Linked DNA regions of Homo sapiens: region 2 is linked to region 1. A link is a loop called in an ENCODE intact Hi-C map of the cell type or tissue named here. Cell type or tissue: PC-9. All regions are shown on one strand. Links, peaks and the distances in the headings refer to the core of each region. The heading gives the core; the rest is flanking DNA. Region 1 overlaps LOC124901722 (a long non-coding RNA gene). Region 2 overlaps DNAJB9 (DnaJ heat shock protein family (Hsp40) member B9).

Region 1 (16,658 bases), core at 13,538-16,037:
AACCTATTCTTCCCTTCTCTTGAATCCGGACTGGCCTTAGTGACTTGCTTGATGTTCTAGGGCTCCCAAACCTAGCTCATAAAAAGCCTTGCAGCTTCTGCCTGGGCCTCTTGCAACACTCATTCTTGGGAAAGCAATTTGCTATATAAGAAGTCAGACAACCCTGAGCTCACCATGCTCTGGAAGCCCTGTGATACTGTTCCAGTCAATTGTTTTGAGCTGGCTGGGCACAGTGGCTCACACAGGTAATCCCAGCACTTTGGGAGGCTGAGGCGGGCGGATCATGAGGTCAGGAGATCGAGACAATCCTGGCTAATACGGTGAAACTCAGTCTCTACTAAAAATACAAAAAAATTAGCCGGGCGTGGTGACAGGCACCTGTAATCCCACCTACTCGGGAGGCTCAGGCAGGCGAATTGCTTGAACCTGGGAGACGGAGGTTCCAATGAGCCGAGATCGTGCCACTGCACTCCAGCCTGGGTGACAAAGCGAGACTCCATCTCAAAAAAATAAAATAAAATAAATTAAATTTAAAAAAAAAAGTTTTGAGCCTAGTCTTCTAGCCATTCCCACCAAGGCACCAGATATGTAAGGGAAGCCATTTTGAATTCTCCAGACCAGCCCATCTGCCAGCTGAATGCCACTAAGTGACTTCAGTCAATGCCATATGAAACAGAAGATGCTTGGCCAGGCACAGTGGCTCACGCCTGTAATCCCAGCACTTTGAGAGGCCGAGGCAGATGGATCACTTGAGGTCAGGAGTTACAGACCAGACTGGCCAATGTGGTGAAACCCTGTCTCTACCAATAAAACAAAAATTAGCTGGGCGTGGTGGCACATGCCTGTAATTCCAGCTACTCAGGAGGCTGAGGCAGGAGAATCGCTTGAACCCAGGAGGTGGAGGTTACAGTGAGCCGAGATCGTGCCACTGCACTCCAGCCTGGGCACCAAGAGCAAAACTCTGTCTCCAAAAACAAAACAAAACAAACAAAAAAAAGAAACAGAAGATGCCAAGCCATGCCTAAATATCTGACCAGGGAAATTGTGAAATATAATAAAATGCTTGTTTTTTTCAACTACTAAGTTTCAGGATTGTTATGCAGAAAAAGATAACCTGAGTGCCATGATTATTTTATAAATGGAGGCAAACATCTTTACCATCTAGCCTTATAGACATTTGTGATATTACAAATTAGTTGGGAAAGAACCTGGAAAAATGCCACTCAAGTCCACCATGCTACATAATATATATCTATATCTAAATCTAGATATAGATATAGATATAGATCCTAAGCAATTCTGTTATCCCCTCCACAGTGACAGAATAGCAATACAAATTCGACAAACTATGAAAGTTCTTGCCAAAACATTTGTTTGAATTTAAGGGTTTTTTTTCCTGATCTTCAGCCAATTCAGACTTATTTTTGTGTTCAAGGTGCTGCAATGAACAGGACTGTCAGATTATTGAATGTCATCTTGAAGAGAAAAGAAAAACATCTTCACATATAAGGAAATATTACAGTTGTAACTTAAGGGTTAAGCTGTAAAGTTTTAGCTGGTAAACATAATGGGCTGGCTCAATTTCAGGATGCTTTGAAATGCATTTATATGATTGAATGAACCTGCAACAGGGGATTTGCTTCTTGAGGAATTCTGTCTTACTGCTGTATTAAAGACCTTTTCACTGGATGCCTACAGAGCCCCATACAACTTAAAAGTTACTTTGAGCTTTGCAACTGTTTTTGCAGAGAATCATTAGCAAAACAACAAAAGTGAGCATATACATAAGAATGCTAAATTTAATCAAGTCTCTAGCGCTTTTTAAACCACCTGGATCATAAATTACTTTTGGTAAAAGCCTAACAACTAATTTGGTTTAGTTAGAACTTATTTAATTGGAAATTATACGTGAAGTAATTGAATGTGTCTATTGTGAGTTTTTAATCTTCCTTTTAATTCTTTAATGCAGAATAATTGTATAGCAACAGAAAATACAGTCAATATCTAAACTCATAGATTCCTTTTCTGCTCAAGGAATGATCATTCTTTTTTTTTTTTTTTAAATAGAAATGGTTGCCATTAAACATTCATCTCCTTGGGGCATATTAAAAATTATTACTAGGCTCAAATGGATGCCATGCTTCTATAAAGCTAGGTCTTTTCATGTTAGCTCTAAAGTGGTGTTGCCAAATTGCTCAGATTACTAGAGAAAATAAAGAGCAGAGTAACTGGAAATTGACTTGAACAACTTAAACTTCCAGCCTTATTTTTAGCTCCAAAGAACAATTTTCAACGTATTTTTCAAATGCCTTAACAAAAGTCATTAACTAGAGTGCACACTTATAAATAAAATGGCTTGTAAATACTAAATTGTATATATATTAAAACTCAATGGTGCTGGGCATGGTGGCTCATGCCTGTAATCCCAGCACTATGGGAGGCCAAGGCAGGTGGATCGCCTGAGGTCAGGAGTTCAAAACCAGCCTGGCCAACATGGTGAAACCCCATCTCTACTAAAAATACAAAAAATTAGTTGGGCATGGTGGCAGGTGCCTCTAATCCCAGCTACTCAGGAGGCTGAGGCAGGAAAATTGCTTGAACCTGGGAGGTGGAGGTTGCAGTGAGCTGAGATCACGCCATTGCACTCCAGCCTAGGCAACAAGAGAGAAACTCTGTCTCAAAAAAATAAAAAAACAAGAAAATAAAAAAAAAACTTTAATGGCTAAATAAGTTCATGACCATGTTAGAGTTCATTTCTCAGAATACACAAAAATCTATGTCATTAGTGGAGTGTCTTGTATTTGGCAATCATGGTCAGTAAATGAGTAGAAAAGCTATCTTATCACTTGAGACTAGTAAAATATAGAGATATTCACTGAGCAGACTAAATTGATTTATGGCTTATACTTGCATTGTGATGCAATAAAAGTTATAATAAAATAAAAACTGGGTTTTTTTAATAGATGTATAGATCAAAAGCCACGTTGTGGACTATTCATATGCATTGTGGAACCTATTTCTCCCACCCATACCTTGGAGGATTAATTAATTCTCTTATCAACAAATACGTAATGGGCATTTGTATTAGTCAGGGTTCTCTAGAGGGACAGAACTAATAGGATAGCTACATATATTATATATATACACACATATATATCTATACATGCATCCATCTATATATATATATATATATATATATATATATATATATATAAAGGAGAGTTTATTAAGTATTAACTCACATGATCACAAGGTTCCACAATAGGCCATCTGCAAGCTGAGGAGCAAGGAAAGCCAGTCCAAGTCCCAAAACTGAAGAACTTGGGAGTCTGATGTTCCAGGGCAGGAAGCACCCAGCACAGGAGAAAGATGTAGGCTGGGAGGCTAGGCAAGTCTAGTCTTTTCATGTTTTTCTGCCTGCTTTATGTTCTAGTTGCTTTGGCAGCTGATTAGATGGTATGCACCAGATTAAGGGTGGGCTTTGGCAACACCCTCACAGACACACCCAGGATCAATACTTTACATCTACCAATCCAATCAAGTTGACACTCAGTATTAACCATCAAAAGTCCACCCCTTGTCAACTTGAACCCATACAAATCTCCTGAGATCATACATAATCTTTAAGTAAAGACAATAATAAGGTCATAATTACTCCTAACATAATACGACTATTCTTTGTACAACCAGAAACGCATCAATCCCCAACCCAAATACTATTACATAAAGTTAACATACTTAAATGCTGATGTGAAGTCAATAAATCTTATGTCCCATGATAAAGGAGAAAGGAAATAAAATGAAGATGTTTTCTTAGTACAAGTGTATACATGCATAAACGTGTTTTTAACAAAAGAAGGAAATATTCATGACAATTGCAGTCCTCGTTTCTGCAGCTGGTCACGTGGTCGTAGCTGGTATTGACAACTACCTTCTTCTACCACCATTCTGTATTCCCTTTGCTTTCAGCAAGCACCTCAGCAGGTCATGGTTTTTTTCCTGGTGGAGTGACCCAAACCTTCATTCCTGAAGGGTCTGGGCTATTTGTAGTCCTGCCTGGATTGGGCTGTTGTAGTTTCCCATTGACCTTAATCACAGGGCATGGTAATATTAAGAGATGCCCTAATGGATCTCCTATATTCTATGTGTACTCTTCCTTACCTCCCTTGTGGAGTAGTCGACAGATTTCATCTTGATAGTCCGGGTCAATCACCCCAGCCAACACTGTAACTCCCTTCTTAGCCTGTTGACTTAAAGGTAGGAGGAGCCCAAGTGTCCAGGTGGCAATCATAACTTCCAGTTTAATGGAATCATTGTGTCTCCAGGTGGCAGCGTTCCTCCCTCTGGAACTAAGACCTCTAGGCCAGCGGAACGTAATGTCACAGTAACAGGGAGCAAAACTTTTGCTAGTGGATCACTAGGGGTGATGGTGAGTGGTGCTACTTCCACTTCCAGCCCTTGATTCCTGGACCCGTGAATCCTGGCTATGGGAGAAACAATACCATATATTGCATGCTGATTCAGAGAATACATGGCTCTCTGGAGAACTTTGCCCCAGCCCTGCAAAGGACTGTCACCTAGTTGGCATTGTAATTGTGACCTTCAACAGGTCATTCCACTGTTCTATCAATCCAGCTGCTTCAGGATGATGAGGAACATGGTAAGACCAGTGAATTCCATGAGCACGAGCCTACTACCACACTTCTTTAGCCATAAAATGAGTGCCTTGGTCAGAGGCAATGCTGTGTGGAATAACATGATGGTGGATAAGGCATTCCGTGAGTCCATAGATGGTAGATGTAATATAGATATAATTGCACATCTGGCCATTTCTCCTTCCATGCAAAGTGTACAACCAGGTGCACTGCTCAAAGTTCTGCCCAGTGGGAAGATTTCCCTTCACCACTGCCCAGTGGGAAGATTTCCCTTCACCACTGTCCTTAAGGGATGTCCTAGAAAGAGGCTATAGTGCTGCAGCTGTCAACTTTCGGGTGGTGCCTGCATTATCACACAGAACCATCTGTGAACCAGGCCCTAGTCTTCTCTTCCTCTGTCAGCTGATTATAGGGAACTCCCCATGAGGCCATCAGTGCAGGCTGGGGGACAGAAGGCAGGGTGGCAGGAGTGGAGACCACGGGCATTTGAGCTTCATACCATTTCTTACTTTCTGGCATTACATACCTTTTTTTTTTTTTTTTTTTTGAAATTTTGGAATTAATTTCTCTCTTTAAGAGAACAGATTTTTTTTTTCCTGGTTGTCTTACTGCTGCAAACCCAGAATATAGAACAATTCTTTCACCAGTAATAAATGCTGTGATGTGATTACCAATACTAAATGACTTGTGCTCCCAGTAATACCGAGCATCAAGTTGATTGGATTGAAGGATGCAAAGTATTGATCCTGGGTGTGTCTGTGAGGGTGTTGCCAAAGGAGATTAACATTTGAGTCAGTGGGCTGGGGAAAGCAGATCCACCCTTAATCTGGATTTTCTGTTGAAATTCCTTTTAAAATTTTCAGTTTTGACATTTTCCTGGATCTGGGTTTTAGAAGCAGTGACTTAGTATTATCATACAAGGTCTGTTGTAACCTAAATTTCTCTAACACTAACCAACCTGCGGCTATAAAGTCATTGCTTCTTTCATTAGTTTGTTTTTTCATTATTTATTTAACAAATAATCAGTGAGTACCTAGTAAGTGAATGGCACAATTATAAACACAAAATATTCAGCAGTGGACAAAACAGACTAAAATTCATGACTCCATCTGCTGATGAAGGATTTCTATACTGCTGCTAACCTCTTCCCTAACCACTTTAAGCCTGAATTGCCATAAGACATCTCTTCTACTCTCATGGTTTGTGCATGGCTGGTGGCCAAGTGGTGGACTGTGGGTCCTCATACAGAATGGGCCCCAGCTTTATATGTCACATGTGGCAATGCCACTTGTGCTCCTAACAAGTTACAAGGTTTAACAGAAGAGTTCTTACACTTTTTATTGACAGTCTTTGTTCTCGAGGCATGAACTGGAGAAACACTTCACTATAACTATCAGTCTATATACAGAGAGCTATCCCGCACCCCAGGCTTTGTTCAGCTTTGTTACAGCATCAAACTCAGAGTGCTTGGCTCTTTCTTCACTTGAATTGCCTTGTCTCCCAAGAAGCACCTCAGCCCAGTTGCAAATCAAATTCTCTCAGTTTACCAATTTCACCAGCTCACTGGACACACTCTGGCCACAGAGTGAATTCCTGCTCAGGGCTACTCAGCCCTCAAACGTGTACTCTTCTGAGGGACTTGACATTCTCCTTCGTCAAACCTACCTGAACCCCCAACAGTGGACACTCAGTCCAAGCTAAGATATTCCAAGAAAGGTTCCACTGACTTTGCCAGATTGCCAAAAGAGTCTGTAAACCAAAAAGTTATAAATCCCTTGTTCGGTCATATAGTGTTGACAGCACCACCCTAGACATTCTGAATTAGAACTCCCAGGAGCAAGGTCTGGAAATCCATATTTTTAGAAGGCTAACAGTAATTCTTTGCATCTGACAAACACTAACTGCCACGTCATTTTAATTCTGTATTTTAAAAATACTGCTTCTGCTGCTTGGTGCCTCTATTAAGTTGACTTAATTTTGTTATTTTGTTAAAGTATTTGTTATTTTCTTTTATAATCTATATTTTTAATTAAGTTTGTTAGAAGTCCAAAAACTTAGTAAGAAATTCAACAATACTTTGTCACTTCTCACAGCTAATATTGGTTCTTGTTTCATAAAACTGCAAAATATTTTAAAAGTTGGCTTAAAACAAAAAGCTCAATTTTGGTACAAAAATAATTCATAATAGTACCTATATTCTAGAAGCATCAAAGTTCAGTGGAGAAAAAGGAAAATTAAGAATTAAAATACATGTATTCTCCTACCTTGGTTGAATTCACTAGGTATGTGCAAATGGGTAAGTCATTTAATCTCATTGGGTATCACTGAAATATTGAACTCATCTGTAAGTAACAGATTTAGAATAGATGATTTTTAGGATCACTGCTAAGTCTAAATGATAATATGGTTCTAAATATCATTAATAGGCAACTGAGAACCAGATGAGATTTTAAAAGTTACTATGTCATAATAGTTATATTTTAATATTAGTAAAAAGCAAATCATGCAACAGAGTGAAATTCAATTGTGAAATTCAAAATGAAGTAAATATAGTCACCAGATCTTAATTATTTTAGTCTTTCCTAAATGCTATGACTATTCTATTAATGTTATTCTCATCCTCAAAATGAAGTTTAGGAAAACTTTAAGTTCCATAATGTTGGGAAATATAACACACATCCTGTTAAAATTCTAGTTTTTTCTTTTATTCCTTGGTTACAATTATGTGTGCATTTTACAAGTAGAAAGTTAGAGTCCCCCAATTAAGATAAACTTCCTACTCTAAAGAAAAAGTTCAGAAGTGTCACTTCCTAAGACTGAAGTCAACAAAACCCATATATCATACAGAAGATTAGTTATCAAAAGGAAGGTTTTCGAGAAGTAACTTCCTACCACATGATTTATAAGTTTATAAATACCTCACTGGTGAAAATAAAGAGCATAGCATCTCTGTATGTCCTTAGGAAAGAATCAAGAAAAATGTGAAATTAACCTGTAAATTATAGTTTAGGGATTATTATCTGTTAGGAAAACATGTTAAAGAAGATGAAGATATAGTGAGTAAAAAGGCAAAAATGGATAAAGTTTTAAAAAAGGAGATTGACATTTCTAAACACTTATCCAAGAGTTGGGGCAGGCGAGATTGAGAGAAAGAATGAGAGGGAAAGAGACAAATATGGAAAAGTCAGTTACAATCTCATCTCAAATTGTAATCCTTGACACGTGGGAGAGGCCTGGTAGGAGGTGATTGGATCATGGGAGCAGATTTCCTTCATGCTGTTCTTATGATAGTGATTGAGTTCTCATGAGATTTGATGGTTTAAAAATGTGTGGCACTTCCTCTCTTCCTCTTTCTCCTGTTCCGCCATGGTAAGACAGGCTTGCTTCCCATTTTTGTCATGATTGTAAGTTTCCCGAGGCCTCCCTGTCATGCTTCCTGTAAAGCCTGCGGAACTGTGAGTCAATTAAACCTCTTTTCTTCATAAATTACCCAGTCTCAGGTAGTTCTTTATAGAAGTGTGAAAAATGGACTACAACAGAATATTTCATTTAAAAAAATTGTGACCAATAACAAGCTAAGCAAGCAACCACGTATTGAGTCCAACGTTTCAAGGTAAATCCAAACACCCCAGGAATACACGGTTTTAGAAACATAATAGTTAGCAAAATCAACTATGTAAATAGGGAAATCTTTTTTTTTTCTTTTTGAGACGGAGACTCACTCTATCACCCAGGCTGGAGTGCAGTGACGTGATCTCGGCTCACTGCAACCTCCGCCTCCCGGGTTCAAGCAATTCTCCTGCCTCAGCCTCCCCAGTAGCTGAGATTACAGGCGCGTACCACCATGCCTGGCTAATTTTTTGTATTTTTAGTAGAGACAGGGTTTCACCGTGTTAGCCAGGATGTTCTCGATCTCCTGACCTCATTATCCGCCCATCTTGGCCTCCCCAAAGTGCTGGGATTACAGGTGTGAACCACCACACCGGGCTGTAAATAGGGAAATCTAAACCACAGTTATCCTTGATCTGCAAGAGTGAAAAAAAATCATCAAATGTTGCCAACACAGACCTAAAAACAAAGAAAAACTTTGAGAGACTTCTTGTGAAAATGTCTACCACAACTATTTCTAAGTTTTCTGTGAACACTCTCTCCCAACCACTTTTCTGTGCCAGCCTCTTTCCCAGGTATTTTGATTTTTTTTAAGCAAAAAATTAAAAAAATGTCCTCGATAGCAAATATTAATAAAAAACCACCCATCTCTCAATGTAAGCAAAGATGTTGACATTCTGGCTAATTAAAATCTCTTATGAGTCTGATTAGAGTGAATTCATTTCCCAAAAGATTGATCATACCTGGTAAACTGTAAAACTACTTTCTGAATATACATATTTAAAGCCTATGTCAAGCAACCACAGGAACTTGCCAATCGCATGCATCACATTAATACTAGCTGGAAGAGCTGTATAGGGGTAACCAGTACAAGGAGTTGTTTTGGAATTAGTGAGAATTAGTTGAGTTTATACCACGTCCCAATATCCCCAAAATTTTATTTTTTAATCAAACATTAGAACTATACCAATTTGTTCTAAAGTCTAATTGAATGGCCCTTGAGAGTGGTTCAATCTTTACCATATTAACATACCAGCAATAAATACTATTTAATTAGGATGCTTAAAAAGAAATGTAAGATATTTGTATAAGTATTATAAAGCTAAATAAATTATCTAGTGAAAGTATCTTAGAGTTTTGGTTACGAGAGGCTGGGAAGGGTAGTGGGGGACAGGGGGTTGGGGGAAGGTGGGGATGGATAATTGGTACAAAGAAAAATAGAAAGAATGAATAAGACTTACTATTTGATGGCAAAATAGAGTAACTATAGTCATAATAACTTAATTTTACATTTTACAATAACTTAAAGAGTGTAGCTGGATTGTTTGTAACTCAAAAGATAAATGCTTGAGGGGGCATATACGCCATTCTCCATGATGTGCTTATTTCACATTGCGTGCCTGTATCAAAACATCTCATGTACCCCATAAATATATACACCTACTATGTTCCCACAAAAATTACAAAATTAAAAACAAAGTATCTTGAACTATTTAGATTTAAAATATGTTATATGGAATATATACATCTCAATTTTCTACTTGGCATAAAGTGAAGCCAAAAAGTTTGGTGGAAATTTTAAAACTCTGTAAATATAATGACCTATGTAGTCAATAGAGACTATACACTCAAATATATAGTCCTACTACTCTTTTCTTTTGTTAGTTGGAGAAGCAGTTGCTTTAAATACAGAAAATAGTATAAAATGTACCTTTTTCAGCAGCCAACAGCTCTCCCTAATTAGGGTGGCCAGATGAAATACACGATGTGTATTTCAGTTAAATTTAAGTTTCAGATAAACAACAAATAATATTTTTAGTATGAATATGTTCCATGCAATGTTTACTTTGCTAAAGCTGACAACTCCATCTCTAACCCCCTTTTGGAATCAATAACTGCTTCCTCTGAATTCTCACAGTACTTTGTTGGTTCTTCTGTTACATAACACATTTCATTTTTCCTTGTTTCATGGTGACTGTAGACATCTGACTCTTCTATAAGACTACCAAACCTTCAAGGGCAGGAACTATATCTAGCTCACTGTTTTGCATATAGTTGGTGCTCACAAATGCCATTTCTTTTGAATTGAATTTAGCATCCTACTACATTGACTCAAGCTAGCCTCTTACTTCAAATAATATAACTGGAAACACTGTCAACTTCTTTTCAGCCCCATTTAGTATTGGTATGCCAATAATATTAGCCAAATTTACTGTTTATCCTCTGTGTGCATTCTACAAAATTGTGTAGGTCACGAGGGCTAGGACTATCTGTTTTATTGACTAGGGCATATTCAAAGACTAACACAATAATCAGGTCATTAAATGTGTACAAGAAATATGTTTTATAAATACTAGGCATTTTACATGTATTATTTCATTTAATCCTCCACAAACCTTATGAGTATTAGTGTGCCCATTTATTGGATGAGAAAAGTAAGAGTCAGAGAGGTTATGAATCTTGCTCACTATTGTTTTGGGAGTGATAAAATAATAACTCTGATTCATAGGCTGTAACGTCTATACTTGAATGATTTTATGATACAATATAAGCAAGTATTGCTGCCTTTTAAAAAATAGACATTCTGTCTCAAACTGAGTCCAAATGTCCTTGAAAAGGTCCTCATAAATGATATCTTTTTCAGCTTTTGGAACTGAGACTTAAAAGTTGGGTAATTTGTTCAAATAAGTGGCAAAGCTTAGAACTGGAATCTAAGTATTGCCTACAGTAAAGCACATGTTCATCCCTGGCACTGTCCTTTCCAAACATTGTTGGTCCCCAACAAACCTCTAAGTTCTTTGAAACTATAGATTGGCATTAAAGGAAAAGTGCTACTTGCTCCATCGCATTTAGGCACTGGTTCATTCATACATTCCAACCAGTGTTTATCTGCTTGCTGTGTTGCCTGGCCTTTTTGTTTTTCTGCCCTGTATTTCTCTCCTTCCGTGAACAACTTTTCCCCAAAACAAATTCTGTGGTTCTATGAGAGATGCTGTTTTCACACTAGGACCCTGTTGAGGGGTTTGGAGTAGTCTGACCATGCTGTTTGATCACAGTACCTCATTCTCTGACCATAGATCATAATGCACTTACATTACTGAATTGGGATACTGAAAATTTTACTAATGAAAAAAGGGAGGCTTGTGGGAATTATTTGCCCACAGTATCACAACCAGTAAATGGTGAGGGAGGACAGGACTCCAACCTTGCCTTAAGTCTGAAGTTAAGCAATGCAAACATTGATACTTGCCTATAAGAAACTAACATGCGCCAGGGCACAGTGGCTCATGCCTGTAATCCCAGCACTTTGGGAGGCTGAGGCAGGCGGATCACAAGGTCAGGAGGTCAAGACCACCCTGGCCAACGTGGTGAAACCCTGTCTCTACTAAAAATATAAAAATTAGTCGGGAGTGGTGGCACATGCCTGTAACCCCAGCTACTTGGGAGGCTGAGGCAGGAGAATCACTTGAACCTGGGAGGCAGAGGTTGCAGTGAGCCAAGATCACACCACAGCACTTCAGCCTGGGCAACAGAGCGAAACTCCATCTCAAATAAAAAAGTAAAAGAGGCCGGGTGTGGTAGCCCACACCTGTAATCCTAGCACTTTGGGAGGCAGAGGCGGGCAGATCACCTGAGGTCAGGAGTTCAAGACCAGCCTGGCCAACATGGTGAAACCCCGTCTCTACTAAAAATACAAAAATTAGCTGGGCGTGGTGGCAAGCACCTGTAATCCCAGCTACTTGGGAGGCTGAGGCAGGAGAATTGCTTGAACCTGGGAGGTGGAGGTTGCAGTGAGCCGAGATCGCGCCACTGCACTCCAGCCTGGGCGGCAGAGTGAGACTCTGACTCAAAAAAAAAAAAAAAGTAAAAGAAAGAAAGAAAAGAAATTAACATGCAATTGAATATGGGGGCATTTTTAGACTTATTCCAACTTTTCAACTGGATGAGTTGTCATAGAAATAAGCAAGGCATGGAATAACCTACAAAAGTATTAGGTAAAAGGTAAAATCTAACTCAGATTCAAAAGTAAGTTGGAGAAAATACAATTATGTGTCCTTAATATCTTAATTTTATGTTGCTACTCTTGTGCCAAAACCTTAGCTATAACCTGTCTATTAATAAAACTATTCTTTCTTCACCCAGAAAATCACCTTATATATAACTGGTTTATTTCCCACTGGTTTAGTTCCTCTAAGATGTCCCAGCAGGAAGCTGGATAAACTGGTCTCAAGCCTGATAGAGAGGCCTGAACTGCAGGTATAAATAGGCAAATTCTTTAAGGCAGTTTTTAAGGTGGAGAAAGAATGATTTTTTTATTAAAAGGTTAAATAGGAAAACAGTAAATATGACAACAACAGGACTCCTCATCTTCTTCAAATCTTGCCCTCTCATGGTACCAAAAAAATGTACTTAAAACTTAAATTCCACCATGTTATTCTTTTGTCTTAGAATCTGACAGTGGTTCTGATCACCCAGAAGATCAGGTCCAAGTTCTTCAGCTCTCACCCAATCCTTATATTACATTTCCAGTACAAACATGGAACACATAGTTCCCTTCATGCACTATGTTTTTTCCTGCCTTATTGCCTTTTATTACAAACATCACTTCTCTCTGTAAAGCTCTCTCCTTTCTCTTCCCACTTTTACCACTCCACTACTGCCATCTGTCTTGCTAGCAACATCTTTTAAGACTTGGTTCAGAAGTTCCTTCCCAACACCACAGGCTGGGGTAGGTATTCCTGCTCTAGACTCATAATATCCAGTTCATGTCTCCATTAGTGCTCTTTCTACATTAATAGTATTATTACCTAAGGTTATATTTTGAGTTCCGTGACAGTGCTTCAATTTTTTACCTCCAGCAAATAGCTTGGTGCCAGGCACATAGTAAGCACTCAGTAGATAATGGCTGAATGAATAAATTCAATTCTTTCAATATGCACTCACCAAATAGTTACTGAACAATTAACTTTTTTTTTTTTCTTTTTCAAACGGAGCCTCACCCTGTTACCCAGGCTGGAGTGCATTGGCGCGATCTCGGCTCACTGCAACCTCCTCCTCCCGGGTTCAAACCATTCTCCTGCCTCAGCCTCCTGAGTAGCTGGGATTATAGGTGCCCGCCACCACGCCCAGCTAATTTTTGTATTTTTAGCAGAGATGGGGTTTCACCATGTTGGCCAGACTGGTCTCCAACGCCTGACCTCAGGTGATCCACCCGCCTCTGCCTCCCACAGTGCTGGGATTACAGGCATGAGCCAACGCTCCGGGCCACACTTTATTAATAATTGCTGTGCCTTGGTGCTAAGGATCAAAACAGAAAATCCTTGCTTTCATGTTTTCAAACTATATAAAGATAATTATATTAATTTCCTATTGCTGCTGAAACAAAACACTTCAAATTTAGTGGCTTAAAACAACTCAAGTTTATTATGTCACAGTTCTGTAGGTCAGAAGTCCAGCAAGAGTTGACTGGTTCCTCTGTTCCAGGTCTCATAAGGGTGAAATCAAGGTGTCAGCTTACCTGAGCTTTTGTCTGGTACCTCTGGGGAAGAGTGTGCTTTCAGTTTTATTTAGGTTGTTGACAGAATTCAACTCCTTGCGGCTGTGTGGCTGAGGTCTCCATTTCCTTGCTGGCTGTCAGTCAGGAGCCGCTCTTGGTTCCCTATGGCAACCTGCATTCCTTGTCAAATTGTTCCTCTCATTATCTTGATCTCTCTGACTTTCGCTTTGCCACATCTGTACTGATTTTAAGGATTTATGTGATTAGATTGGGCCCACAGAGATAATCCAGGATTATTTTCCTTTCTTAAAATCTGTACCCTTAATTACATCTGCAAAAAGTCCCCTTTGCCATGTAAAGTAGCATATTCACAGGTTCTAAGGATTTGGGCATGGGCATTTTTTAGAAGGCCATTCTTCAGCCTACCATGGTGATTATTCTTCTAGAATTATTTTCTGGCATATCCCTCCCTTAGGTGATCTGGAGAGATATCTTGCACCAATATGGCTTAATTTATTTTGGTTATAATGTTAAGTTTTATTTGAACAATAAAGATATTAGCAGCTCTTTTAAAAAGCTATGAACCAGACCAGAAAGGAGTGACTATGGATGTAGAAGAGCTAAAATAGATAAATCAATAATAAACCTTATAAATAGAATGAGCATAGCAAGTAACTGATACAGGGCAATGTGATGTCTCTTTTACCCAGCTTCCAAAGAATATAGCGTTGAACAATTACTGTATTTAGCATTATTTCAAGTATAGATGATTTCCTGAAGGCATTAGTCTGCTATTATACACAAGATAATCTCCAATTTTGCATACTACTGAATTTGTTTGAAATTAAATATAATTCTCTTTTGTCTCAAAACTGCCCAACATCAAAAGAATCATAAATGGGTTTTATTTTCCATTTTTAACTTATCAAACTAGTAATCTAAATGAAACTAAAAATCAATTCAATAATACAGAATTTTAGAGAGTCTACTATTTGTTGGATGTTACGCTAGATCCAGACAATACAGTTTACCTTACGCTCCTTGACTGCAGGAAACTGGCAGGCATATAAACAAATAAATTATAATACTGTGCAGCAAGGGCAATAAGAGAAGTGAGCACAGGTGGAAGGAATGATTCATTCTATGAGTAGTGAGGTAAGATTTTCCTGGCTGAAGGACAAACAAATCTTTAGGAGGACAAGGTGGAAGGGGAGCTAAGCCAACAGCATGACCAAGGCACTAAGTATGAAAAGGAACAAGAGTATCTGGGGAAGTACAGGTGTGGCTGGAGGATAGAGAGTGAGAGGCAAGTGGTGAAAGTAAAGGCTGGAAGGTCAGCAGGGTCAGAACCTATAATTTCATTCGGTATATTCTGTGAAGATGTACAGCCAGCAAAAGCTTTTTAATTCGGGAAAACACGATTGGACTTGCACTTTCAAAAGATTACCGTGGTTGCACAGAAGAGACTGACTGGGTCAGAGGTTAGTTACAGGCTGGAAAACCAGTTTAGATGAAACTGAAGAGCAAGGATGAAAGCCTGAACTAGAGCAGTGGAAATGCGAATGTGGAGCAGAGGAACGATTCAAGAAATTCTGCGGTAAAACTCATCAGACTTCATGACTGATTAAAGGTATGGTGGTAGACAAGGGAGGGAGAGGAAGGATAAGAATGGAGAAGCAGGAATTGGGCGTTATTTGAAAATTTCTGACATGGGAGGAAAATCTGGATATTTAATAACATCTGACTAAATTAGGGGATGAAAGAGCATAAGCGGAGAGGGAATGGTGGTGCTCTCTCCTTGACCATACTTTAGTTAGGCTCCTCTGAGCCCTCTTCCCAACTAGGCCTCATCCTTGGGCCCCTGTCTTAGGCCTGCTGAGTCCAGTTTTAGCAAGAATCTTGCAAAGTCAGTTTAGAGAGTATCTCCTAGCCTTGATAATTGATCATCTCCGCCTGTCTTCAGCAAGAATCTTGTAAGTCACTTTAACAAGAATATCCCCGACCCTTGATATCACTTCTTAGTAATTTTCCATGAACTGACCCCTCAGTCTGCTTGCTGGTTATAAATCCTAGCTGTTTTTGTTGTATTAAAACTTGAGGCCAATCTCTCTCCCCCATGGTGATAGTCATGGCACCTATTGCAATAGTTCTAAATGTCTTCCTTGACATTTTAACAAGTGTCAGAATAATTTTTCTTTAGCAACAAGGAGGAATCTGTCTCAAAAACTAAAGCTCCTTCCACACGCCTGTAAGGCTTAATTGGTGCATACATCTTTTAACTCTCCTGTAGCTAAATAACATGTCTGGCTTATCCACTGCTGGGGTTTACCAGGCATTATGATGTACATAATCCAGACACTGTGTCCCAAGAACATAGCAAGCTGGCTTTCCCTCCTTGATTTAAAAAAATCAAAACAACACAACTATCAGGGTAACATCCACTACATTTGACAGGTCAAAGAATCCCCTTCCTTAAGGACTTTACAATAACCTTACAGGGGGCTAAAGCATACATACCCATGGGTAGTGGGTAAGCCTTGAGAGTACAGTATAAGTCTTGATAACATTTTGAGGTTGATAACTAGTTGAAACTGATCTGTTTTCCCGACCTCAACGTAATTGCAAGGTCACTTCAAGAGGGTAAGGGGCTATTGCAACTACCCAAATTCGCTATTGTAGTATAAAAGCTTTAATTAACAGCATGTATAGGAATGCAAAGCTATGTTCTAATGAAACTTTAAAAAGCAGACACAAATATGAATGTCATATAATTGTCATCTGTCGCAAAACTTTTTTTTTAACCTTTGAAAAATGTGAAACCCATTTTTAGCTCCTAGTACAGCAGAACCTGCGGTGGGCTGGATTTGCCCTGAGGGCTGTAGTTTGCCCCTGTGGTA
Region 2 (16,658 bases), core at 5,897-8,396, 54 kb before region 1:
GGCATGATGGCTCATGCCTGTAATCCCAGCACTCTGGGAGGTGGAGATGCAAGGGTTACTTGAGGCCAGGAATTCAAGACCAGCCTGGGCAACATAGTGAGACTCTGTCTCTACAAAAAAAAAAAAAAAAAGAACATAAAAATTAAAAAATTAGCCAAGTGTGGTGGCATATGCCTTGCAGTCCAGGCTGAGGCTGGAGGATGGCTTGAACCCAGGAGTTCAAGATTGCAGTGAGCTATGATCGTGATCATGCCACTGCCTGGCTGACCCTGTCTCTTAAAAAAAAAAAAAAGATAAATAAAAGTCCTTAAAAAATAAACTCACACAGAAGATGTCTACATAAAAAGAGTTCACACTTGATTTTAACTTTCTAACAAGGTAAAAGTCTTCTTTCTTTTAAGTTCCCCTCTGATCTCATAACTGAGGGGATGTGACCTAGTTTTCTAAGTATCTCAAGATCCACCAGTATTGATATATAAACTGATTTTGTTTCCTTCCAATAATAATTCCTTATAAGATAGTATCTCTGACAGTTTGGACAATGGCATTTGAACAGAAAATTATTTTCTCACACTAAAATATCTGGAAGAAAAATAATGATAGAAAAGTTATAGAAAAAGAGATGTTATCATTTGGGATTAAAAAAACATATTGTGAGGTGGGCACGGTGGCTCACGCCTGTAATCCCAGCACTTTGGGAGGCCAAGGCGGGTGGATCACCTGAGGCCAGGAGTTCGAGACCAGCCTGGCCAACATGGTGAAACCCTGTCTCTACTAAAAACACAAAAATTACCCAGGTGTGGTGGTGCACACCTGTAATCCCAGCTACTCAGGAGGCTGAGGCGGGAGAATCACTTGAACCCAGGAGGTGGAGGTTGCAGTGAGCCAAGATCACATCATTGCATTCCAGCCTGGGCTATAGTGCGAGACTCCATCTCAAAAAAAAAAAAAAAAAAAAATTTAAAAAAAAATTTAAAAAAAATTTGTGGATGACTAAACCTGTATCCCAATATCTTTATTAACAGATATCATTTATTTGGTATAAGGAAGATGTCCCAATGCAGATGAGTCTAGTTTATCATATAAGTAAAGGATTTTGTAACTTTTCAGAAAATCAAATTATGAGATATACACATATGACGTCGAATTTACTTATTCACTAAATAGTTATGGAAAATTTACCCTATACCAGTCACAGATATAGGCACTTGAGACACAGCAGTGGAAGATCCCTACCTCCAAGTAGCTTATATTCTATCAGGAGGAAACAGATAATAACATAATAAGTAATGAAATAAGGTGATAAGTGCTGTGTGAAAATAAAAACAGAGTAAGATAAAGGGATGGAGAGTGTGAGGGAGGAGGGACACAGTGTGGTATTAAATAGGGTGGCCAGAAAGGCCCCATTGAAGAGGTGACAGGTGAGCCAAGACTGGAAGAAGCTGAAGGGATTGGCTGTATAATCAAGAATGCTCCAAACAGAGGAACCAGCTAGTGCAAAGGCCCTAAAGAGAAAGCAAGCCTGGCGTGTTCCTGGAAGAGTGAGGATTCCTGTCTGGCTAGTACAGAATGAAGAAGGGTGTGATGGTTAATATTGAGTGTCAACTTGACTGGATTAAAGGATGCAAAGTATTGTTCCTGGATGTTCTGTGAGGGTGTTGCCAAAGGAGATTAACATTTGAGTCAGTGGACTGGGAGAGGCAGACCCATCCTCAATCTGGGTGGGCACCATCTAATCAGCTGCCAGTGCAGCTAGAATAAAGCAGGCAGGAGAAGACAGAAGAGTAGACTTGCTGAGTCTTCTGGCCTTCATCTTTCTCCTGTGCTGGATGCTTCCTGCCCTGGAACATAAGACTCCAAGTTCTTGAGCTTTAAGAGTCTTGGACTTATACCAGTGGTTTGCCAGGGGTTCTCGAGCCTTTGGCCACAGATTGATCCACCACTGGCTTCCTTGCTCCTCACCTTGCAGACAGACTATCATGGGACTTCACCTTGTGATCATGTGAGTCAATTCTCCTTAATAATCCCCTTATTTATAATATATACCCTATTAGTTCTGTTGCTCTAGAGAACCCTGGCTAATACAAAGGGGAAAAGCAGTCAAAGATAAAATCAGTGAGGTAAAGGGAAGGTAAGCTGATTGTGTAGGACTTCATAGACTATTGTAAATGATTTAGCTCTTACTGGGAATGGGGAGGGAGTAAATGGAAGGCTTTAGGCAGAAAGATAACAAGTTCTTATGTACCTTTAAAAAGAATAACTCTCATTGTTGGCTTGATAACAGACTAATAAGGGGTAGAGAATGAAAACTTTCTTTTACCTAATAATCCCTATGAAAGATGATGCTGGTACTAACATTGGAGTTGAAAGGAAGCTGTCAGATACTGAAAATACATTGAAGGCAAAGCCAGTGGGATTGCCTATGGAGTGTGAGTGCTAAGAGCATGAAAGAAATCAAGAATCACTCTGGGGTTTTAACCTAAACAACTGGAAGGATGGCTTTACAATCAGCTGAGCTGGAGCAGGTCAGAGTTGGAATATCCACAATACCACATTAGACATGTTAAGTGGACAGTTGGATATATGAATCTGCAGTTTTTAATATATGAATCTTGGCTAGAGATAAAAATTTGGAAGTGGCAGGCATGTTGATGGTTAAAACTATGGGATGAAAGAGTTCACCAAAGGAACGAGTATAACCAGGAGTAGAAGAGAATGGAAGTGATGAAAGGAGAAGAGGAAGGAAAGGAAAGGAAAGGAAAGGAAAGGGAATGGGGACGGGGAAGGGGAAGAGACTCAAAAAGGAGAAGAGGGAAAAGGAGGAGATAAGAAAGAACTGGAGGGGAGAGAGGACAGAAAGAATCAGAACTGAGAAGATGCAAAGGAGAGGAAGAGGAATCAACAAAAGACACCGAGAAAAAGCAACCAATGGAGGAAAGAAAAACCCAGAGATCAGTGTTCTGGGACATAAGTAAAGAAAGACTATCAAGGAGGAAAGTGTTGAAGTGTATGTAAGATTAAGTCAGAGAAATGACAGATTTATTCGTTATCTGACATTGCTTTCACAATGTGCAGCTCATTGATAACCCTGACAAGGGAAGTTTTGGTGGCATGGTGGGATTGAAAACTCTTAGGAAAAGTTTTGCTACAAAAGAGAGCAAAGAAATGAGACCACAATTGGTTGAATAAGTGGGGTCCAAAGAAAAATTTGTTGACAGAAATAGCAACAGGTTTGTTTGCTGGGGAATTATTGAATGGAAAGAAAAAAAAAGTAACATAGGAGAAGAAGGGAGACGGGAGAGGGAAATAATCTCTGGAGCAGTGCCCTTGAAAGCCCTGAGTGATGTGATCCAGTGTACAGTGGAGGGGACAGCTGTAAGTGGGATTATTAATAGTTTGTTACTGATAGTGGGACTTACAGAAAGGCAGAGAAAGTGAAGCCACTGCTATGGAAGGATGATGGGGAAACTTGGGGAATTCTTTTTAGATTACTTCAATTTCTTCATGAAGAAAGAAGAGCACCAGCTATGAATGAGTGGGCGCAATTATCTTTGCCCTTTTTTCCCATCTAGGTGAAGTTTCTAACTTCCCCAGTACTAGCCTTTTATATTCATAATTTTATATCATTTTCCAGGTGGCAGGCAAACACAGAAGTTAATAAGCACTCCAGGAATAAGAAAAGAAGGACTTTTATGCTCATGCTCACTAAGATGGATGCATATTGTGTCTCTTAAATCACAAGTATTCTGTCTTTAGGACCAATATCTAACTTTAATCTGGAGTTTCCTAGTGTTCGTAACAAACAAAAGCAAGGTAATACTATACACACATACTTTGCACTTTAAGGTCATGATTTTCTCATCAAATCACTCTTTTAGTAAATTTGCTTTAGTGCCCGTAGTAGCTCCATGAGAAACATTCATCCTAACACTTGTTCATGGCAAGCTTTTAAAGTAAAGTTTTTAGGGGTTTGCCCTTACCCTTACTACAAAAGTTAGTTCTTTAATTAGGTTTTTAAAGGTATGTCTAGTCTAGAGTTTCCGAAGAGCATTACACAGAATTATTCTTTTACCTAATTGGTCCAGAGAGATGCTCCTTTAAAAAAGGTTTCTTGAATATATATATATACATATATATATACACACATATATATACATATATATATACATATATACATATATACACACATATATATACATATATACACATATATACATATATACACATATATATACATATACACATATATACATATATATACACACATATATACATACATATGTATATATATGTATATATATATATTTAGAAATGCCTCATACTATATCTGCTTCAGGACATCCAAAGAAAATTAGTATATTAACCACTCTGAGAAATCTTCATGTAATAAGGAAATTTTTGAAACTGGGAGTTTCCCATACTTCACTATAAAATTCCTATTTTCATTTAACATAAATAGAGCACACTTTGGAAAAATGCTGGTTTACAGCTATTCTTATGCAAAAATACAAAATATAGAATTTATCTATAATAAAGTTATTAGAAATATTTAATTTTGATAGTACTATTCCATCATTTAAGGAAATGAATTTGAAATATATTTTACTCTAGCATGTTCTATTGCCCTTACCTATTCTATTCTTGTATAGAAAACACATACATTCCATTGGTGTAGGCCTATTTACTTTCACACAATTAGTATGATGTGTATATTGAGTGTTGCAAAATTGGAGATCATCTGTCTCCTGAAAAATTTTCTGTGACCTACAAAGTACGTCTCTGAGGTAGATACTGCTAACATGTACCATTTTCCAACTCTACTCTACCTCCCAGTCACATAGAAGATTATACTTCCAGATCCCTTCTCTTAGATGGCATCATAAGACCATACCTGGCCAGTGGGGTGAAGTATATGTGTCACTTCCGGGCCAAAGCATTTGACAATGGGAGACTCTTATTTCTTTCTCTGATAGCCAAAAAAGCCTTGCATTAAGCTGGTAGAGCCACAATTTATGAGTCAGCACTGATGTCTCATCAGGTGGGAGACAGCTGCCATGGAAAGAAACCTGGACCCACAGCAGATTTTGTATGAATGAGAAAAAAAAATGTTTATAGTGCTAAGTCACTAAGATTTTGGGGTGGTTATCACAACATCAATTAACTGATGCTGACTAATAGACTCTTTTACCTACACAGAGAAGGGAACAGAGATGAATGGATCATAACCCTCCCTGAGAAGCAAAGAAAAATGTTGTTCTCCATATCTCATGTCCCAGATTTACATGGGCCTATATTACTGATCTATGTGTCAGAGAATAAGAACCAGTATTACCTAAAAGATAAAAATCAATAGAAGAACCAAATGATATTCATTAACAAACACCATTCCTTCCATTTCTAATTATGAAATATGTAATTTAAGACCTATCCTAGAATAACCATTTAGAAAATGCTAAGGTAAAATTTACTTAAAACAAGAAAATATTGTAATACTTTTAAATTATTACCTACATATTAATACACTTAGTTGTAACTAAAAGTAAATTGTGAAATGTCAGTGGAGAATTGTAATGACTTTTCCCTAATATATGGAATGAATCATGTAATGTTTCTTCAGGTAATTATTATATGAAATTATATTTAAATAATATGAAATTAATCCTAAAGTTGAATAGTTGAAAGTGTCTGCAATACTGATTGAAACTGCAGATTTAGTGAGTGATAATTGCATAATGTGTCACAACTCAAAAAGACTCGACCAGAGGCATCCTTGGGACCTCAACAGCATCAGTTGTTTGGGAGAGAGTGAAAACAAGGAGTTTCCAGGGCCAAGGCTAAGGGAAATAATCCAGGTGTAGATTTGACTCCCTAAAGGCCAGTAGTTTCAAATTCAAAGCTAGTATTCAAATTGATGAGGGAAATTTAGGTGACCATGGCAGGATGAGGCAGAGTGGAGAAAGGTGGGCAGCAAAAGATTTGATTGAGTAAAGGAGCCATGATCACAACCAATTCCAGGAAAAAAAAAAAAAAAAAATAGTATTGACCTTGATTAAAGACACTCGGATCTCTAATGTAATGAACACCATTTATCAATGCCTACATAAAGTAATCTTTACCCAAAGATAAAGATAATTTTATTTACAAACCACCCAAAGACATCTTTATACATAGATGTTGAATTGGTAGCTATGCTCACTTACTACCTGAGTGAAGAGTAGACTATTAAGGCATACAATTGCAATTCAATTTTATACTTCAAAAAAATCATAAATTATTACATCATGAAACTTTGGAATCTGTCCCAAATAGTTGGAACCAAAAATGTCATCTACCAAGGCCAAGATTCCACAGTACTTAAGGTGAGGTTTGTTTCTAACTGAAAAAAAAAAACCCAGCCATCATTCATGGGTACAAAAAGAGCCCAATCCTTTTTAAAAACATCTAAATAATCTAATAGTGAAGAAGAAATCATAAAGAAAATAAAGATTTAAAAACCACTGAGGTCTGTTTTTAAGTTTTAATATTCAACTGGTTGTAGGATACACATCCTTCTCTCATTCCCCTATAATATAATGTCTTTTTTTCTTGGTATCCACCTGCTACCATTTGAATGTGTCTCCCAAAGTTCGTATGTTGGAAACTTAATCCCCAATGTTACAATGTTGAGAGGTGTGACCTTTAAGAGGTGACTAGGTCATGAGAGGTCTGTCCTCATGAATGAATTAATGCCATTATCATGGGAGTAGTTCCCTCACAAAAAGCTGAGTTCTCTCTCTCTCTCTCTCTTTCTCCCATATGATACCTTCTGCCATGTTATGACACTGCAAGAAAGCCCTCACCAGATGCCAGCACCTTGATCTTGGACTTCCCAGCATCAGGGCTGTGAGAGACAAATTTATCTTTATTATAGGCTACCCAGTCTGTGATATGCTGTTGTAGTAGCACTAAACAGACTAAAACACCACGCTTTTCCATGTAATGATGAGTTTCAGGGGAGACTAGACCAGACCACCATTCTGGGTCTTAACTGTTGACCTACATCAATTGTGGTCATCATATTCCCCTTACTAGTGATTAGTTTGGGCATGGACTTGTAGCAACAGGTAGCATTTCTGGCCAATAAAGATGGGAGGGAAAGTGTTGTGAGGACATTCTAGAAAAGGTTTCATTTCTCATAACAACCATTTTATTACCAGCCTGAGGATGCGACCAACACACAGAGAGGTCAGAGCCAACACAGCTACTAAGAAGCAAAACCAGATTCCTGGAATACCATTCCTGGAGCTGCCTGACCTCTGTACCTCTTGTTAGAGAAGAAAGTAAGTCTTTTATTGCTCAGCTTATTTTATGTATTAAATTTAGTTTAGGGTTTTCTGTTACCTGCTGCTGCAGGCATCCTCACTGATACACCAGGGTTTGTGGTTGTTGTTTTCCTTAAAAATACACTAATGTGGGAATCAGGCATTCACAAACAAAAATTCAAACATTACAAATTGAAGTAAAATGCAAAGTAAATCTTCCCGACTCCCAGTCACATTCCTTAAAAGCTATCATGTTACCTGTGTCTGTTGTCAGATCTTCCGATTGTCATTAAAATTTAAAATAATGTGCTTAAATCACCAGTCTTTGATTTATAACTTTAGACAGAGTCAATTGATTACCTACTATGAAAGATAATAGAATTAATACACTAATCTTTTCTTACACTTCACCTTCCATTTTCCTTTCTCCTTCCATTTCCTGATATGTTAGGTGCATTTCACATGATTATCCTATAAATATAATTAAATCCTCCCTTCTTTGTTTACACACTGATTGGAAAACATTTATAATATAATAATGCAAACAACTTCATTGTAAATTGAGCAACTAGATCCATGAAACAAAATATTTCTTGTTTCCCAAAAGAAACTTCCAAGTGTCAAATTCTAATATATACTTTCAATTTCCTTCTAGTTTTATTTTCTCCTGAGGGTGTATAACTCAGCTGCCATCATCTCTTGTCCTCAATATTGTTCCTTTTTTTGTACATTGCCATGTAGAATAAAAGCCAGTTTTTTTTCATAAAGGGTATGTGGGTGGTAATCTTTCAGTTCTTACATTTTCAAAATGCATTCATTTGGTCTCATCCTCTATTAATAATGTGTCCATTTAGGCCTCAGTTCAAAAGCACTTTCCCCTCAGATCTTTGAAGACACTGCTCCATCATTTCAGCACCTGATATTATTTTTCATAAATATGTTAAACTAATTATTACTGCTTAGTAAGGAAACTTCTTTTGACCCCACTACCCCACCAAATACTGCTCATTTCTTTGCAACTCTTCCCAACAAAACTCTATACGTTGCTTTTCTAGATTTGTTGTTTTTCATTTCTTTTCCTTTTTTAATGATTTATTTTTTGGTGAATCCTTTGGGTTCTCCCACAACATGAGACCATTTTGTAGGCACTTACTGGAAACTTTATTATAAAAGTGTACATGGAGTACAAGATGAGTAATTTTTCATTTATGCATATATGCAAAGTAAAAAAATTTGTTGATTCCAGCAAGACTCTGTAATTAACTATTCATTTATATTAGTATTTTAATCTGTTTCTGTTCATCACATTATTTTGCACAACCAAAGGATATTTCACCAAAATATGTATAGAGGTAGAGTAAAAGTGTTACGGGATCCTTGGGGTGTCATTTTGCCAGCTGGAAACCTCTGTGGCCGGCAGCCCCTTCTGCCTGAGTATTGCTCACACCCACTGGGGTCATTCTGCCCACTTGGCCATGGAGACAGTGCTCGGCTTGTGCTACTGGCCCAGATCCCAAATGAGCCAAGGGCAAGCCAGGTGCAGCATGGTGAGGGGTGTGTGAGCGAGCAAGCATAGGGTCCAGCCACTGCACACAGCCAGGCATGCCAGCTGCTGTGGTGGGGTGGACAGCTCCGGGTGCCGGCACAGGTGCCAGCTCTGTGCAAGGCTACAGCTGGACCAGATGTACCACACACAGCTTCTGCTGCAGGCACTCACGTCTGGACAAGGGGAACACAGTGGCACCCAGAAGCTTGGAGACACCAGGAACTATAGAGCCCCAAAGAGGGTGTCACAGCCCTGGCTTAGGGAGCCCCTAGGTCTGGGCTCCCCAAAGGGTACAGCTCTTCTCTCTTCATCTCCCACAACATGGCAAATGGGGGGCTGTGTGTTTCGGCCCTGTTTGTGTTATGGCTCTTTCAGTCCCGCCATTTGGTGGATCTGGAGTTCTTGTCCCATGTCCAGGAAGAATGAGGTATGCAGACAACTGGAGGGTGACCAAGGCAGAGAGGACCTTCATTGAGCAACAGAACAGCTCTCAGGGAACCCAAAGTGGGTAGCTCCTTTCCACAGGCAGGTAGTCCCTACAAGTTAAGGAGACCCAAAGTAGGTAGCTCCTTCCTGCAAGTGGTAGTCCCCACATCTGTGTAAGTCTGGCTGAATCTGGGATTTTTGTGGGCTCAAAAGGGAGGAAGCGTGTGCTGCTTAGTCCATGGTTAGCCATGGAGGGGGTCTGGAAAAAGCACCATAAGTTCTCACTTCAGGAGGCAGACTACACCTGGAACTGGCAGTCCAGCCCCCAGGCTTCACACTGTTCCTGGCTTGAAGGAGAGGTTTCACTGGAGACTGGCCCCTTCCTGCCAGGAACCTGTCTGCCTCTTGCCATCATCAACATGCTGGCCACAGCACCATGGCTGTCCATGCTGAGGAGCACCTGCAGGCCCATGCTGAGCCACCTTCAGCCCCACCTCAGCCTCCCTCCCATGCTTATTGGCACCCAAAGTCCAGTGAGGACTGAGGCAGCAGGAAGCTGGTGTGTCAGTGCCACCCCAAGCACATGCACACCTGGCCAAGTTGCAACAGCACGTGGGCTGGGCCTCAACTTTGGTCCAAAATTGGAGCAGGCACTGGGAGCAGGGAGTCCACGGAATGGGAGCAAGCACTTCCAAGCCTGCAGAGGGAGGGGTCTTCCCAGGCACCCTAAGAGCACAGGGTGGCTGCAGGTGTGCCTGGGAGCAGAGGGCTCCCACCTGTTCCCGGCTCCTGCAGTCTCCATGGAGCGCACAGCCCGGCTTCGCCTCCTCCACTGCAACTGGCGTTCCTTCAGCAGCTGTTCCAGATGGGCCACTGCCACCACCAAAAGGATTAGACTGTCTTGGTTTGTTTTGTGTAGCTATAAAGACATACTTGCGGCTGGGTAATTTCTAAAGAAAAGAGGTTTATTTGGCTTACACTTCTGAGGCTGTGCATCATGGCTCCAGCATCTGCTTCTGGTGAGGGCCTCAGACTGCTTCCACTCATGGCAGAAGGCAAAGGGGAACCAGCGTATACAGAGATCACATGACGAGAGAGGAACCAAGGGAGAGAAACAGGGGAGGTGTCAGGCTCTTTTTAACAACTATCTCTTGTGGGAACTAATAAAGAACTCACTCCTGAGAAAGGGCATTAAACTATTTGTGAGGGATCTACCCCTATGACCCTAACATTTCTCATTAGGCCCCACTTCCAACACTGGGGATCAAATTTCAGCATGAGGTTTAGAGTGGACAAACATCCAAACCCTAGTAGACTATAAGATGATTTCCCATTTATCTTAATAGTCACAGTTTGATTTTTCTGTCTGCAAATACTGTCTTATTGTAAAACTATAACAACAAAAATTATTAGCTTTTATTTTCTTGGGAGAATAATAAAGGAGTTTTCATTTACATAATAGTCCTCTTATAATTTGCTTGATGATGGCTATTGTAGGTATAAAATACTCCTGAGGAAACAATATTATTCAAGTAGCTACAACAGTGATCAAAAGAAGAAAAGCTTGTTGATGAAATGTAGGCTAAAGCCCATCATAATGGGCTCTGATAGGATAATCTTTTTCAATCATAGTAAATTCAAATACTTTTTTTTTAATAATGCAACACAAGTACCAACATAATATATGCTATCATCCTTGCTTTGGTATGTGTTCATGCACATGTTCCAAAGGTTTATTATATGATTTTTTTTCACTTTTATTTAGGCCAGTATTTACCAAACTTTTACTGTGGCACACTTGGATATGGTTAAGGGTACTTAGTAAAAATGTTTCCATGGTCCAATAAATTGGGCAAACAATATTTGGTATCGCTACCAAAGATTCACAACATAGATTAGTATGTTGAGAATTCTGAGCAGCTCACTGTCTCAGTCTGTTCAGACTTGCATAACAAGATGCCATAGACTGCGTGGCTTATAAAAAACAGAACTTTATTTCTCACAGTTCTAGGGGCTAAGAAGTCTAAGATGAAGGCACTAGCAGATTGACTGTCTGGTGACAGCCCTCTTCCTCATAGATCTTCTCTAACCTCACATGTAGAAAAAAATGAGTGATCTCCCTTGGGCCCTTTTTACAAGGGCACTAATCCCATTCATGAGAATTCTGCCTCCTGACCTAATTACCCAAAGGCCCTATCTACTAATACTATAGGAATATGGGGAGGACATAACCATTCAAACCCTAGCACTCACCTAAAAAGAAACATATTTAGCAAGGTTTGAATCCCAACCCAGATTTCACAAATCTATTTAAACATGATTTTTTTTTTCATAGCATACTTCTTACTCCTGCAGAACATCATTCTGAAGAATAAGCTATTGCTACATGGATTGAATCATAGCTGATACTCTACTAAAAAGTCCACGATAAAAATTATGTCCACAAATGTTTTGTCAAATGATTTAAGAGCACTTAATCTTGCTGCCATTCTGTTTTAAACCTGCTTCAATCAGGCTCACCCCTAAAACTTGATAGAAATTGGCATCCAGGTCATTTTTGATATCAGTATTGCTAAAAACAACAATGGTTAGTTCTCAATCATCGTCTTACTGGATTTAGTGGCAGTATTTTACAAAGTTGATCACTTTCTACTTCTTTCTTTTCTTTTTTTTTTTCTTGAGATAGAGTCTCACTTTGTCATCCAGGCTGGAGTGCAGTGGCATGATCTCAACTCATCGCAACCTCCACCTCCTGGATTCAGGTGATTCTCCTGCCTCAGCCTCTCAAGTAGCTGGGATTACAGGCACCTGCCACCACACCTGGCTAATTTTTGTATTTTTAGTAGAGGCAGGGTTTCATCATGTTGGCCAAGCTGGTCTCGAACTCCTGACCTCAAGCAATCCACCTGCCTCGGCCTCCCAAAGTCCTAGGTTTACAGGCGTGAGTCACCATGCCCAGCCGCTTTCTACTTCTTGATATATTTATTTCACTTCCTTCCAAGACACAAAACTCATTACTCACTGGCTGCTGCTTATCAGATGCCTGTGTAGGCTCCTCATCTTCTTTTTGCATTTTTAGAGTACCAGGGGACTCAGTTATTCAATTGCTCTTTATGTCTCTACACATTCCCTCAGTAATTTCATCTACTCTCAAAGTTTTAAGTATCACATGTTTTGACAATCCCAAAATGCATATTTCCAGCTTCACTCTCTCTCCCAAACTTCAGACATATCTCCACCCATTTACTCATCATCTCAAATTTGATATATCTCAGCTGAACTTCTGATTTTTCCTCCTAAATTTCTTTCTGCAGCCTCTCCCATCTTAAAGGCAACTCTGTATTTCCAGTTACTCAGAACATGAAGCTTAGAATCATAGTTTTCTCCTCTGTCTTTCACACCTACATCTAATCCATAAGCAAATCCTGGTAGCTGTACTTGCAGAATACATCTGGAATCCAACCACTTCCTACCACTTCCACTGCTGCCACCCTCGTGCGATGCACAAGCTGCAACAATTTCTCATCCTAGAATACTGAAATAGCCTCCAAACTCTCTCCTTGTTCCACCATTGCCCCTCTGTCTATTCTGAACAAAGCACGTGGAGTGACCCTTTTAAAATGATTTAAAGATCAAGTCATTTATCTGCTCCAAGCTCAGCCACCATATCACATTCCAAAATCAAATCCTTTACAAAGGTTGGCAAGGCCCTAGGTGATCTGTAGGGCTGCTTTCAACCCCTCTTATCTATGAATTCATCTCCTTCTACTCTGGTTTGCTCACTGGCCTCCAGTTATGCGCACTTCTTTGCCATTCCTACAACTTCCCACATATGCTTCCACCTTCAGTACAAACAATTCCCTTCAAGCATCTGCTCAAATTTACCTTCTCAATGAGGCCAACACTGACAATCCTGTCAAAAATTGCAACACATCCTCAACCTGCCTGCCCTCACAATTCTCCTCTCCTGTGCTACATTTTTTTTCCATACTTTATCAGTTTATAATTTATTCATATGGTTATTGCTTGTCTTTTTCCATAAGAATGTAATCACCCCCACCATCCTGCTCACCAGTTACGGTGTATCATAATGAGTAACAGTAAAAAGAACTGCACAATAAATTTAGGTAGCTCCACATTAGGGCAACCTCTGGAGAGAAGTTTGCGAGGGAGTTGAGTAACAAAGTTGAGATATGAGGAAGAATATGAATTTCAAAGGAAAAAGTAGGCCTGCATGGTAGGAAACACATGTACCACACATCTGTTACCTCCCATTGACTTTGGTTGTTAGATGTAAATGTAAACCAAATGTAAGTTCACATTACTTCATCTGTTCTGACACCATCATTAAAGAAATCCTGAAGTAAGCAGGTTAAGACAAGAACTGTCCTTATCTGTTGATGCAATATTCTATTAAAAAAATCTGATACTAGAATCTTAAATTCAATCTCTGAATTACATTGTCAGGGCTAATCATTGGGGCTTCTTTTCCTAGCTATCAGTTTTCCTTAAATGTCTGACATTCTTTGGACATCAGTATGTGTTTATGAAGGATTAGATCAAATTGCACAGATAGCTGAGAAAAGCAGTTTCTTCAGCAGTTATGTGTCTGCATTAGACCTCCTTTTTGAATAGAAGCGATGGTTCTCAGTAAATTGTCAGGCAGTGGCCAATCATAGCTCACTGCAGCCTTCAACTCCTCCCACCTCAGCTTCCAGAGTATCTGGGATTATGGGTGCATGTCATCACACCCGGCTAAATTGTCAGGGTTTTTTAACCAGCAGGTACCCACAGGTGAGTATGTGGTCTGCATGCAGAGAAATTGTTTCCCACCAAGCCAACATAAGGAGGCTTTACTCTGGGAGTGCTGCCATTTCTCACCAGCACCCCCTTGACCTTCAAGTGAAAATTCACTTCACCTTTACTCTGCCTTCACCTCACACCCTAATACCCTCAATGGGTAAGTCTTCCCCCAAATAACCCCATTCTTTCAAGACTTGTTTAGTCCCTTGCCTGAGGAAAAAGTTACTTTTGTTAACAACTGTTTACCTGGAGGGAGTAGCTAAGAGCAGAGCTTTCCAATGCAGTTCTTCAATAAATTAATATGAATGAATTCTGCACCCTCACCCAAATCCAATCCTTAAAGCTTCTCCAGGACATCCTGATTGTGGTTTTTCTGATTTATCTCCCAAGCCACACTCTTCTGCTTTATATATTACTGGAATGTCTCAAAACTTGATTTTTTTTAAAATAGGCTACAGATAATCCTCAGCCCAAAATTCAAGGTATAGCTAATTTTATTATTATCAAACAAAACTAGTAGATATAACTTCCAGGAAATAAGTTACATAAATATAACAGAATAAATTCATTTTCTTAAGTTTCAAATTAAAGATGATTAAGAAATACAGCTTTATGTAAAGTTTCTGCTTTTTCTCAACCACGCCTAAAGAGGAAAGAACTGGCAGCAGGAACACTTGCTCCTAGGAAACAAATACAACAAAATTATAATTAAAAAGATCTTCAAGCTATCAAAATTTGTGAGAGAAGGATGGTAAGAATGCAGTAGAAATTACCAAATGACAAACAAAATCCTATCAGTTTTCAGGTTGGTCAAAAGTAACTTCATGAATATAGCCTGTGATCAGCATATGTCCCATAGCTTATATGCCCTCTATACCTCCAGAGTTGCATAATAAACTTTTAACAATAAAACAACAACGAATATCAGGTTGTAAATATTTATATTTCTCTCACATACAATGTTGTATGAGACACTTGTTTTAATATGTATCCATAGGATTAATACTCATATGGAGTATAATGTGGAAAAGTGCAGAACTAAAGAAATAAGTCTATCCGAAAACAAAAGCACACATTTCTCAGGATTTAAAAATATTGCACATAGTAAGGTTGCACAGAAATTACTGGCTGGTTTTACAAACAGAATGAGGTATCAGTCAATCTCTAGATAAAGATGAGAGAGAGGATAAACTACACACACACAAACACATAAATCCATACTAAGACCTAAGAGTGCCAACAACTAAGAAAGAAATATGAAAAAGCTATGTAAGTAGCTATGATTTCAACACTACAAAATCATTTTTAGGCTGGAACCAAACACATAACAATCTCTTGGCAATATTTCGTTAAGTTTTCAACTTTTTTCCAGCCTAAATGACTATGGGCAATAAAACCATTTCCTTTACCCCAGTTCTACTGTAGAAAGGCACAGCGCTGTGGTAAATATCAAACCATTCCTTTCTCAACCTTTCAGTAGCAATTAACCAAGATACTGTTCTCCTTTACTGAATGACTCAATTATACAGTTTCATGTACACTCTGCAACGCAAGTCACAGATGTCATAGAACATGCAACTTTGAATTAGTAAAGGTTTCACTGCAAAAATCATTAGGTTCACACAATTTAAATCTACAATTAACTTTTAAAGTTTAATCAGGTAAACTCAATATTTTCTTGGTAATAATACTGGTGATATTAGTGAGCCCAAGGGCAGGTAGAGAAAAAGCACTAGGCAAAATTACGTGTTTTTTAAAGAAACTTTCCTAATCAGGGAAATAATTAGCATTTTGTCTACTCGTTGAATGTTGAATTTGTCAAAAAAAAAAAACCCTTAAATATATTTAATAGCTATATCAAATTGTTTAAAGTGAAATCATGCACTTGTCAAAATAGTTCACAGAAAATTGTTTAGCATCAAAGATAATGAGGAAGAGTCAACCAGTTGGATTTAGTGAGAATAGAATAAGAACTACTGTCCTGAACAGTCAGTGTATGTAGTAACCATATTTCCTCTTCGTTGAGTGACAGTCCTGCAGTGCTTGCTAGATCCATGAAATCTATTTTCAGTCTGTACTGTATGCTGATTGGTAGAGTCAAAACCACTAAAAGAAAACATTTTCTCCATATCTTCAAACATGTCATCAAATAATCCACCTCCAAAAGAAAATTCTTGGAAATGATGCCTTTGTCTACTGGAACCACCATCCTGGCGTGTCTGGAAATGATTTTCAAAACGCTTCTTGGATCCAGTGTTTTGGTTTTGACCAAAAAAGCCAAAGTCTTTAAATAAGTCATCAAAATTGAAGTTAAATGACTGCTCAAAAGAACTTCCACTACCTCTTTGTCCTTTACCACTAGTAAAAGCACTGTGTCCAAGTGTATCATACTCTTTTCGTCTATTAGCATCTGAGAGTGTTTCATATGCTGAAAGTGACAAAAATATTTTTAGTAACTGAAGGTAAAATATTCAAAATTACATATATTCAAATCTCTTCAAGCAAGTGAACTGAATACTATTATTTTAGGGAAGAATTTCGCATCAGAAATAAAAGCAAAACACTACAAATATAAGCATCAA

What was found. A loop is a pair of places that touch in the nucleus more often than their neighbours do. Peaks named below come from ENCODE experiments on the same cell type or tissue, not always from the same donor. Only the 100,000 strongest peaks of a DNase experiment are listed, where the experiment ranks them.
Region 2: a loop joins it to region 1, with 9 times the contacts of the local background. A loop is called at or near these places in 5 of 110 quality-filtered maps.

The regions. Positions count from the first base shown.
Region 1 is chr7:108,526,790-108,543,447 of GRCh38, reverse strand. LOC124901722 (a long non-coding RNA gene) reads right to left here. Exons shown (of 2, transcript XR_007060473.1): 1 at 15,803-16,658; 2 at 13,666-13,997. It also overlaps a transcript of PNPLA8 not described here and a transcript of THAP5 not described here. Among named protein-coding and RNA genes, the nearest start is that of PNPLA8, 9.0 kb to the right of the region's middle. In PC-9, for the core only: no CTCF peak of the experiment used is centred there; DNase peaks (open chromatin) are centred at 13,807 and 14,947; H3K4me3 peaks cover 1,651 bases; H3K27ac peaks cover 2,500 bases.
Region 2 is chr7:108,572,745-108,589,402 of GRCh38, reverse strand. It overlaps DNAJB9 (DnaJ heat shock protein family (Hsp40) member B9), which reads right to left. Exons shown (of 3, transcript NM_012328.3): 3 at 14,553-16,504. The coding sequence ends at 16,050. Among named protein-coding and RNA genes, the nearest start is that of DNAJB9, 11 kb to the right of the region's middle. RefSeq lists a silencer at 7,152-7,352 and enhancers at 9,388-9,896, 9,897-10,407. In PC-9, for the core only: no CTCF peak of the experiment used is centred there; a DNase peak (open chromatin) is centred at 7,242; H3K4me3 peaks cover 280 bases; H3K27ac peaks cover 1,325 bases.